Linked DNA regions of Homo sapiens: region 2 is linked to region 1. Evidence: chromatin loops called from intact Hi-C (ENCODE). Cell type or tissue: body of pancreas. All regions are shown on one strand. Each heading gives the region's core, and the rest is flanking DNA. Links, peaks and the distances in the headings are about the cores only.

Evidence for each region. A loop is a pair of places that touch in the nucleus more often than their neighbours do. Peaks named below come from ENCODE experiments on the same cell type or tissue, not always from the same donor. Only the 100,000 strongest peaks of a DNase experiment are listed, where the experiment ranks them.
Region 2: a loop joins it to region 1, with 2.5 times the contacts of the local background. A loop is called at or near these places in 3 of 110 quality-filtered maps.

The regions. Positions count from the first base shown.
Region 1 is chr19:7,565,506-7,570,878 of GRCh38, forward strand. No RefSeq gene overlaps it. Among named protein-coding and RNA genes, the nearest start is that of CAMSAP3, 28 kb to the right of the region's middle. In body of pancreas, for the core only: a CTCF peak has its summit at 3,054 (motif pointing right); a DNase peak (open chromatin) is centred at 3,076.
Region 2 is chr19:7,352,384-7,357,756 of GRCh38, forward strand. All of the region lies in intron 1 of ARHGEF18 (Rho/Rac guanine nucleotide exchange factor 18), which reads left to right. Among named protein-coding and RNA genes, the nearest start is that of ARHGEF18, 6.1 kb to the left of the region's middle. RefSeq lists a silencer at 2,080-2,199. In body of pancreas, for the core only: a CTCF peak has its summit at 2,168 (motif pointing right); a DNase peak (open chromatin) is centred at 2,168.

The DNA of each region.
Region 1 (5,373 bases), core at 146-5,145:
AATACTTTTATCTCACTGCTCATTGGCTAGAAAAAGTCACATGGTCCTACCCAACTGTAAGTGGCCAGGAAAAAACAGCCCTACCATGTGCCCAGAAGAGAGAGCATTGGAAATATTTGGTGATCATCACTAATGATCAACAGGCTGGGCTGCAGTAGCTCACGCCTGTAATCCAAGCACTTTGAGAGGCCGAGGCGAGTGGATTGCTTGAGCTCAGTAGTTCGACATCAGCCTGGGCAACATGGCAAAACCCCATCTCTATCAGAAATACAAAAAATTAGCCAGGCATGGTGGTGTGAGCCCGAAATCCCAGATCCTAGGGAGGCTGAGGTAGGAGGATCACTTGAGCCAAGGGAGGTCTAGGCTGCAGTGAGCCATGATCATGCCACTGCACTCCAGCCTGGGCAATAGGGCGAGACCCTGTCTCAAAAAATTAAAATAAAAACAAACAAAAAACAAACTATTGACTAACAGAGTTGGAACTGAGCCTCAACTGGACCTTCCTGGACTCTCTAGGCTACCCCTCTCTGGTTCCAGAGCTTGAGACTCAGCTAGCGCCAAGAAATTTTGAGGTTACAGTGAGGACCTGGGTTCAGGGTCAGGGGCCCTGTCCTGCAATCCACAGGAGCTGGCCACGAGGTGTGGACCCAAGAGACTGATAAAGTCACATTCTCAAGAGTGTTTTCTTGGTCTCTCTCTCTCTGTCTCTCTCTGTCTCTCTCTGTCTGTCTCTCTGTCTCTCTCTCCCCCTCTCCCTCTCCCTCTCCTCTTTTTCTTTCTTTCTTTGACAGAGTCTCTATCTGTCACCCAGGCTGGAGTGCAGTTGTGTGATCTCGCCTTAGCGCAACCTCCACCTCCTGGGCTCAAGTGATTCTCCCACCTCAGCTTCCTGAATAGCTGAGATTATAGGTGCATGCCACCATGCCCAGCTAATTTTCTTTTTAATTCTTAGTAGAGATGGGGTTTTGCCATGTTGGCCAAGCTGATCTTGAACTCCTGACCTCAAGAAATCTGCCTGCCTTGGCCTCCCAAAATGCTGGGATTACAGGCATGAGCCACCGCACCCAGCCTCTTGGTGTGTTTGTTGCCCAGTGTCTGGAAATGGCCATGTAGAGGTTGGACAGGGAAGAACCAACCTGGTCAGGCTGTAGGACATCTTTTGGCCACCCAGGCCAAGTGCAGTGGCTCATACTTGTAATCCCAACACTTTGGGAGGCCAAAGCAGGAGGATCGCTTGAGGCCAGGGGTTCAAGACCAGCCTGGGTGACATAGTGAGACTCTGACTCTATGAAAAATATTAAAAGTAGCTGAGTGTGAGGGTGGGCTTCTGTAGTCCCAGCTACTTGGGAAGCTGAAGTTAGAAGATCGCTTGAGCCCAGGAGTTAGAGGCTGCAGTGAGCTATAATTGCACCACTGCACTCCAGCCTGGGCAACAGAGTAAAACCTTTTATAAAAATAATATTAATAATAAGTTTAGGCCAGGCACAGTGGCTCATGCCTGTAATCTCAGTACTTTGGGAGGCCAAGGCAGGTAGGTCACTTGATGCCAGGAGTTGGAGACCAGCCTGGCCAACATGGTGAAACCCCTTCTCTACTAAAAATACAAAATAGCTGGATGTGGTGGTGCGTGCCTGTAATCCCAGCTTCTTGCGAGGCTGAGGCACGAGAATTGCTTGAACCTGGGAGGCAGAGATTACAATGAGCCGAGATCATGCCACTACGCTCCAGCCTGGGTGACAGAATAAGCCTCTATCTCAAAAAATAAATAAACAAATTAAAAAAAATAAGAGGCTGGGCATGGCGGCTCACACCTGTAATCCCAGCACTTTGGGAGGCTAAGGCAGGAGGATTGCTTGAGCCCAGGAGTTTGAGGCTGCAGTGATCTATTATCACACCACTACACTCCAGCCTGGGTGACAGAGCAAGACCCTATCTCTGAAACAAAAATAATAACAAAAAAAGCAAAAAACAGGGAATTTTCCTTTCCTTCTTTATTGCCAGAAAGGAAAAAAAAAATCAGGGTCCTACATTTGCACAGATTGGCAGGTTCTGCCCATTGCTAGCCAGCTGACCTTGGGCTTCCCTTCCCCCATTCTCAAATTTGTCACCTGTGTATTCTACCTAATTTTAGTCCCAGTGGGTTGCTTTGTAATTTATCTTTATTTTTATTTTTTTGAGATGGAGTTTTGTTCTTGTTGCCCAGGCTTGAGTGCAATGGCATGATCTTGGCTCACCACAACCTCCGTCTCAGCTCACCGCAACCTCTGCCTCTGGAGTTAAAGCGATTCTCCTGCCTCAGCCTCCCGAGTAGCAGGGATTGCAGGCATGTGCCGCCACACTTGGCTAATTTTGTATTTTTAGTAGAGACAGGGTTTCTACATGTTGGTGAGGCTGGTCTTGAACTCCCGACCTCAGACGATCTTCCCACTTTGGCCTCCCAAACTGCTGGGATTACAGGCGTGAGCCACCATGCCCGACCTGTGATCTAAATAAAAGGAAACAGGCTGGGCGTGGTGGCTCACACCTGTAATCCCAGCACTTTGGGGGGCCAAAGTGGGAGGATCGCTTGACGTCAGGAGTTCGAAACCAGCCTGGGTAACATAGTGAGACCCCCCCCCCCGTCTCTAATAAAGAATAATACATTAATAAAATAAAATAGGCCAGGCACGGTGGCTCACGCCTGTAATCCCAGCACTTCGAGAGGCCAAGACGGGTGGGATCACCTGAGGTCAGGAGTTCGAGACCAGCCTGGCCAACATGGTGAAACCCCGTCTTTACTAAAAATACAAAAATTAGCTGGGCGTGGAGACGCACGCCTGTAATCCCAGCTACTCAGGAGGCTGAGGCAGGAGAATCGCTCGAACCCAGGAGGCAGAGGTTGCAGTGAGCTAAGATCGTGCCACTGCGCTCCAGCCTGGGCGACAGAGCAGGACACCGTCTCAAAAAAATTAATAATAAAATAAAACTAAGATAAAACAAAACAGAGCTCCTTGCAGGAGGAAACTGACGCACACACCTACCTGGACCAGATTCTTACTTTTCTGCCACCAGGGGGCGGTCCTGCTATGGCGTTCAGGCGTCTGGCTCCGGGGTGGAGCTTTGCTGACTAGGGGAGGGTTAAGCACCGAGTAGCTGTGGGCTGACTTACTGCTTTTTTTTTTTTTTTTTTTGTCGTTTAGAATTAACATTTATTGGAAAGGAGGGGAGGGGAGGGAGTACTGTTCTCATTATAAAATCATTACCTGTGTGCTTCAGCCAGGTGCAGTGGCTCATGCCTGTAATCCCAGCACTTTGGGAGGCTGAGGCAGGTGGATCACTTGAGGTCAGGAGTTCGAGACCAGCCTGGACAAGAAGATGAAACCCCGTATCTACTAAAAATACAAAAAATTTAGCCGGGCGTGGTGGTGGTCGCCTGTAATCCCAGCTACTCGGGAGGCTGAGGCAGGAGAATCACTTGAACCCAGGAGGTGGAGGTTGCAGTGATCTGAGATCACACCACTGCACTCCAGCCTGGGCAACAGAGTGAGACTCCATCTCAAACAAACAAACCCACAAACAAATTATTACTTGTGTGCTTAGAACAAATTTATAAAACAAATGCAACATAAACATAAAGGTAATATGTGTTCATTTGGAAATATATGTTCATGGAAAGCAGAGTGTAAAAAAAGAAAAGGTCACAGGAATTCCACCGCCTGGATGTGAACACTGCTAATACTCCCTTCTTTTTTCCCAATTTCCTTCCTTTTGTTTTGTTTTGTTCTGTTTTGTTTTTTGAGATGAAGTCTCACTCTGTCGCCCAGGCTGGTGTGCAGTGGTTTGATCTCGGCTCACTGCAACCTCCGCCTCCCGGGTTCAAGCGATTCTCCTGTCTCAGTCTCCTGAGTAGCTGGGATTACAGGCATAAGCCACCATGCCCAGCTAATTTTTGTATTTTTAGTAGAGATGGGGTTTCACCATGTTGGCCAGCTGGTCTTGAACTCCTGACCTCAGGTGATCTGCCCACCTTAGCCTCCCAAAGCAATGGGATTACAGGCGTGAGCCCCAGTGCCTGGCCCAGAGTCAGTTTTTTATTCTGCAATCAATTTAAATGTCCTAGATTTGCTTTTATTGCAAGTCAGTGCCTTGAAAGAAAAGATGAGAGCGTTTGATGACATGAAAACATGCTTAACAAAGACAGAAGACAAACAAAGCCAATAGCCTGGAAGGAAATATTTGTCACATAAATTAGGCAGATGATCGAGCTTTGTTCATGTTTATTGAACACTTACTATTATATATACCAGCCATTGTTTGGGGGGGGTTGTATTTATCAAATAACTTAATTTTTAGCCCTTTGATATAGGTAGTATTATTATTTCCTTTTTTATCTTTTTGGTGTTTTTGTTGGTGTTCTTGCTGTTTTTGAGAATGGGTACCGCTCTGTCGCCCAGGCTGGAGTGCTATTGGGCAATCATATCTCACAGCAGCCTCGACCTCCTGGGCTCAAGCAATCCTCCCACCTCAGCCTCCCCAGTAGCTGAGACTACAGGCCCCTGTCACCACACCTGACTAATTTGTTTTATTTTTTCAAAGTGAGATGGCGGAGGCGGGTGGGGGGTCTCACTTTGTTGCCCAGGCCGGCCTCGAACTCCTGGGCTCCAGCGATCCTCCTGCCTCAGCTTCCCAAAGTGCTGGGATTACAGGTGTGAGCCACCATGCCCGGCCAGTTTTCACTTCTTAATTTGGCAAATGCTAAAAATATTAACACATCCAGTCACACTGAAAGTTGGGTGAATAAGAAACATCTTCACAGTGTTAGGCTGGGAAACTGTCAATTATGGAGATTTTAGGGGGAAGGGAATTTGACTGTCATCATGCAACAAATTTTTTTTTTTTTTTTTTTGAGACGGAGTCTCGCTCTGTCGCCCAGGCTGGAGTGCAGTGGCGTGATCTCGGCTCACTGCAAGCTCCGCCTCCTGGGTTCATGCCCTTCTCCTGCCTCAGCCTCCCAAGGAGCTGGGACTACAGGCGCCCGCCGCCACGCCCGGCTAATTTTTTGTATTTTGAGTAGAGACGGGGTTTCACCATGTTAACCAGGATGGTCTCGATCTCCTGACCTTGTGATCCGCCCGCCTTGGCCTCCCAGTAAACAACAAATATAAAGCGCATAACTTTTGACCTAGCCGGGTTTCGTCCAACAATCAATCCTCTATAAACGCATGCGTCTAAAGATGTGTGTTCCTCACAGCGCTTTTCTGCAATGATGCCGTTGCTTATAAAAGTGAAAATTGGAAAACAGTCTCAGTGACTGACAACAGAGGCATAGTTTAATAAATTAGGGCACAGTACCTTACGGGAATGCTCTGAAGCCATTAACAAGAATGAAACAGA
Region 2 (5,373 bases), core at 182-5,181, 210 kb before region 1:
CCCCAACATAAGATTGCTAAGAGCTACATTCAGGTTCTCAGGCTTTTTCTGGTCTGCCTCCCACTCACTCAAGAACTGTGTTCAAATCAACAACTTGTTTGTGAGGGAAAAGCATTACATTATGTCCTTCTCACTTTCCTAGGTTTCCTTTTTTTTTTTTTTTTTTTTGAGATGGAATCTCACTCTGTCACCCAGGCTGTCGTGCAGTGGCATGATCTGGGCTCACTGCAAGCTCCACCTCCCAGGTTCACGCCATTCTCCTGCCTCAGCCTCCCGAGTAGCTGGGAATACAGGTGCCTGCCACCACGCCCGGCTATTTTTTTGTATTTTCAGTAGAGACGGGGTTTCACAGTGTTAGCCAGGATGGTCTCGATCTCCTGACCTCATGATCCGCCCACCTCGGCCTCCCAAAGTGCTGGAATTACAGGTGTGAGTCGCCGTGCCTGGCCTTTTTTTTTTTTTTTTTTTTTTGACATAGACTCTTGCTCTGTCATCCAAGCTGGAGTGCAGTGGCATGATCTTGGCTCATCACAACCTCTGCCTCCCAGGTTCAAGCGATTCTCCTGCCTCAGCCTCCTGAATAGCTGGGATTACAGGCATCCACCACCATGCCTGGCTAATTTTGTATTTTTAGTACAGACGGGGTTTCACCATGTTGGCCAGGCTGGTCTCGAACTCCTGACCTCCAGTGAGTTGCCCACCTCGGCTTCCCAAAGTGCTGGGATTACAGGTGTGAGCCACCGCGCCTGGCCCCTAGGTTTCCTTTCTTTCCAGGGCCGTGATTCTTCCAACTCTGACTGCCAATGCCTTCCAAGCAAGGGTGGTTTTTCACTCTTCCAATTTTGTCCAGCTTTTCTATTTGTTCTTGGTGGGAGAATAAATCTGCAATAAGCTAGCCTGCCATCATTAGAAATACATATTCCAGCTGGGTGCAGTGGCTCACGCCTGTAATCTCAGCACTTTGGGAGGCTGAGGTGGTTGGATCACCTGAGGTCAGGAGTTCGAGACCAGCCTGGCCAATATGGCAAAGCCCTATCTCTACTAAGAATACAAAAAATTAGCCAGGCATGGTAGCGGGCGCCTGTAATCCCAGCTACTTGAGAGGCTGAGGCAGGAGAATCACTTGAACCCGGGAGGCAGAGGTTGCAGTGAGCCGAGATTGCGCCATTGCATTCCAGCCTCAGCAACAAAAGTGAAACTCCATCTCAAAAAAAAAAAAGAAAAAGAAAAGAAAAGAAAAAGAAAAAGAAATAGATATCCCTGTTGTATTTTTTTAAAGTGAGATTTAGCCAGGTGTGGTGGCTCACACCTGTAATCCCAGTACTTTCGGAGGCCGAGGTGGGAGGATCACCTGAGGTTAGGAGTTCAAGACCAGTCTGGCCAACATGGCAAAACCCTGCCTCTACTACAAATACAAAAATTAGCTGGGCATGGTGGTGCACGCCTGTGATCCCAGCTACTAGGGAGGCTGAGGCAGGAGAATCGCTTGAATCTAGGAGGTGGAGGTTGGAGGTTGCAGTGAGCTGAGATCAGCCACTGCACTCCAGTCTGGGTGACAGAGCAAGACTCTGTCTAAAAAAAAAAAAAAGAAAGAAAGAAAAAGAAAAGAAATAGATATCCCTGTTGTATTTTTAAAGTGAGATTTGGCTGGGTGCCATGGCTCACGCCTGTAATCCCAAAACTTTGGAGGCTGAGCCAGGAGGGTCACTTGAAGCTCGGAGTTTGAGACCAGCCTGGGCAACATAGAAGACCCCATCCCTACAAAAAAGAAAAAAGTAAAAAAAATAGCCAAGTGTGATAGCATGCATGTACATTCCCAGCTACTCAGGAGTCTGAGGCAAGAGGATTGCTTGAGCCAACGGGTTCGAGGCTGCAGTGAGCTATAGATCATACTACTCCAGCCTGGGTAACAGAGTGAGATCCTGTCTCAAAAATAAAAGTTAAAAAATAACAGGCTCATGCCTGTTATCCCAGCACTTTGGGAGGCTGATTTGGGGCTGGGGGTGATTTGGGGCTGGGAAGTAATGTAAACAATTGGGAGACTGAAGGAGGGAGTCACACAGCAAGTACGTGCTGGAGGAGCTGGGATTTGAAGCCAGGATTTGAAGCAGGGATTTTTCAGACACAAGGAGTGAAGACGCTGATAAAGGAGCTTCCACCACGAGGGGGCAGCACCTGCACGGATGAGCACTCGTTGACACACACACACCATACCCCACACTTGGGTACAGAGAGAAAGGTGATGTGGCTCAATGCCTGCAATCCCAGCACTTTGCGAGGCCGCGGCAGGAGGATCGCTTGTGCCTGGGAGTTTTGAGACCAGCCTGGGCAACATAGTGAGACCCCAGCTCTACAAAAAATACAAAACTTAGCCAGTGTGGTGGCACACACCTGTAGTCCTAGCTACTCAGGAGGCTGAGGCCGGAGGATCCCTTGAGACCGGGAGTTGGAGGCTGCAGTGAGCTGTGGTCACGCCATTGCACTCCAGCCTGGGTGACAGAGCAAGACCCATCTCAAAACTAACAAACAACAAACAAAAAACAGAAACAGATGAAGACACAAATATGTAGAAACACAGAAACCCAGGCGGACACCAAAACCACCTCATAGATACTAGAAACAGATCTCCCCAAGACACAGATGAGTCATGTAGTTAAATCTGACCTCACGGATACCAATGGGCTTCACACACACACACACACACACACACACACACACACACACACACACAGACAATCACAGAGACACTTTTAAAACTATCTAGATAATCAAATACACCCCCACATTGACAAGCTGATATTCAGAACTCACCCTGAAACACAGAATCACAAACCCAAAAGCACGTGCTCTCTACACAACATGGAAATGCATCATCAAACCCACCAAGACGATGGCACGCACACACACACAAACACTCAGACATCCATGCACACCCAGGCTCCCCGAGGGACCCAGTTTGTACTTGTATTTCCCTAAGATTGTCTTGTCCAGCCAGGGTAAGAGGCCTGTAAGACTGGGTTTAAGGGACAGAGGGTGCTAAAGGGCTTGGCTTCTCCTCAAACCAGGGGTCCCTGGGCCCCTGAGCTGGAAACCCCAGCCCCCCTGCTGAAGCCCCAGGCTTCTATCAGCTGATGTATCTGGCAGACCTTGGAGGCAGTCTCCGCCCCTCTTACTGGCAGCCCCATCCTGGCAGGGATTCCCAGGCCAGCTCACACTCAAGCTCTCACACGCACGCATGGCCCCCATGGCTGACTCGGTGCTCAACCACTCCTGGCCGGCCTTCTCCAAGCTGTGGCTGAAGCGGTGGGCCTTCAAGAGAGGTAAGCAGCTGGCAGTGACCAGCGGGAGCCATCCACCCAGGTGGGGATCCCAGGACAGCCTGCCCGCCATCCCCCTTCGAGCTTTTTCTTGGCTGCAGTACAGACTCTGCTGGCATCGGCCCTGGATTCCATGACCCCTGATTCTCCAGGGCCCCCTGGAATTATCACAGACTTGTGGGGTCCCTCTTGTTTCAGAGGAAATGTCTCCCAAGACTTGGCCAGGAATTTGTCTCGGGCGGTAAATTTGCAGAAAGAAAGTCCGCCCTCTTAACTCAGCCGCTGAACTCCTCAGGGGCAGCCCAGCGATCTCCTGGGGGTCCCAGATGCTGTTGGTTTCTGGCCCAGCTGCAGGACAGGAGGCTCAGGGCAGAAACAAAAACGGGGGGATTAGAGGCTCTGGGGCACACACCTCCCTCCAACACACATACACACACACATCGGCTGGTGCTCTCTCTCTCAACCCCCAGGGTCCCCAGGCCTCAGGTGACCTCTCTGGGGACTGATAACAGCCTTTATTATGTCATCAAAGGCCTGAGTGAACTGTTGTTGCAAAGAGAGACACTTTTTCTTTTTTTTTTTTTTTCTGAGACCGAGTCTCATTCGGTCGCCGAGGCTGGAGTGCAGTGGCGCGATCTCAGCTCATTACTGCAAACTCTGCCTCCAGGGTTCAATTCATTCTCCTGCCTCAGCCTTTCGGGTAGCTGGAATTACAGGTGCCCCCCACCACACCTGGCTAATTTATATATTTTTCGTAGAGACGGGGTTTCACCATGTTGATCAGGCTGGTCTCGAACTCCTGACCGCAGGTGATCCACCTGCCTCGGCCTCCCAAAGTGCTGGGATTATAGGTGTGAGCCAGCGCGCCCAGCCATCAAAGAGACACTTCTTAATGCTCAAGAGTTTAGCCCTTGAAGATAACCAGATGATGTCCTGGTACGTAGGGCATGAGAGGACAGTGCTGGACAATATCATAAAAGCTGGTCATGCACTCATTGCCTCATGGGTTTTCTTGTCTCCGGCTCCCCACTGCCCATATGAGCGCCTCCTGGTCAGGCCAGCCGCATCGCTTAGCCTGCATGACTTGTTAGTCACAGCCACCATCACCTGCATGAGCCACGTACTTGTTCAAGGTAGCAGTGAGTTTTCATGAAAGAGGGGGCCAATGTGAAGATTCGTTAGCTCATTCATTCCACTGACCCTCCTTGAAGGCTCATTGTGTACCAGGCACTGTGCCGGGGTCAGGGAGCAGATGGGAGTGCCAGGGGACCCAAGGGCTGGGGTTAGGGGGAGAGAGGATGGCCTGGGAACTGGGATGCAATAGAAGAGTAATCATCAGGATAAAAGTTGTTGGTGGCTGTTGAGCTCTCATGAAGTTGGGCTCAGAGAGGTTGAGCGACTTGCTCGAGGTCACACAGCAAGTATATGCTGGAGGAACCGGGATTTGAAGCCGATTCTGTGTGAGGCCACTTTGATGTGTTCTGACTGATGAACAAAGCTGCCAGTGTGGGCAGCTGGAGTGCCTGGGGAGGGTTTTTAGATCCAACGGTGGATGGCGATCCTGAAGAATCAGTGTATCTGCCATGGATTACCAAAGTGTCTGCCTGTGACCCAGGTCCCTAAGAAGTTCTGTCCCTCTTGTGGCTGCTCAGCTCACCCTGTCTCCCTGCCCAGGCAGTTGAGGCTGGGATTTATATGCTAGCAGGTGGGGGAGTGAGCTGTGGGAACTGACAGTGACTCTTAAACCCTTTTATGGCTGATGCTGTGGGGGCTGATAGTGGAGGAGGCTGCCTGGGACTGAATCCAGGCTGATGGACAGCTCCTTGGAGAGAAGCATGGGGGTGGGGAGCAGGGTGCATCCCCAACAGAGCCCCTTTCCCTGAGGCCTCATTTCTCCTCTGGCTTAGCTCCCCTGGGAGAGTGACTCCCTTACAGCGTGTCTCCTGTCATCAGCCTTGGAAAGCAGGGAAGAATGGCCTTTTTGTCACCCTCTTAAGCTCTGTAATTGGCTGTCTGGGCACCTAATAGGAATTTCCCGGGGAAAGGGTGGGATTGG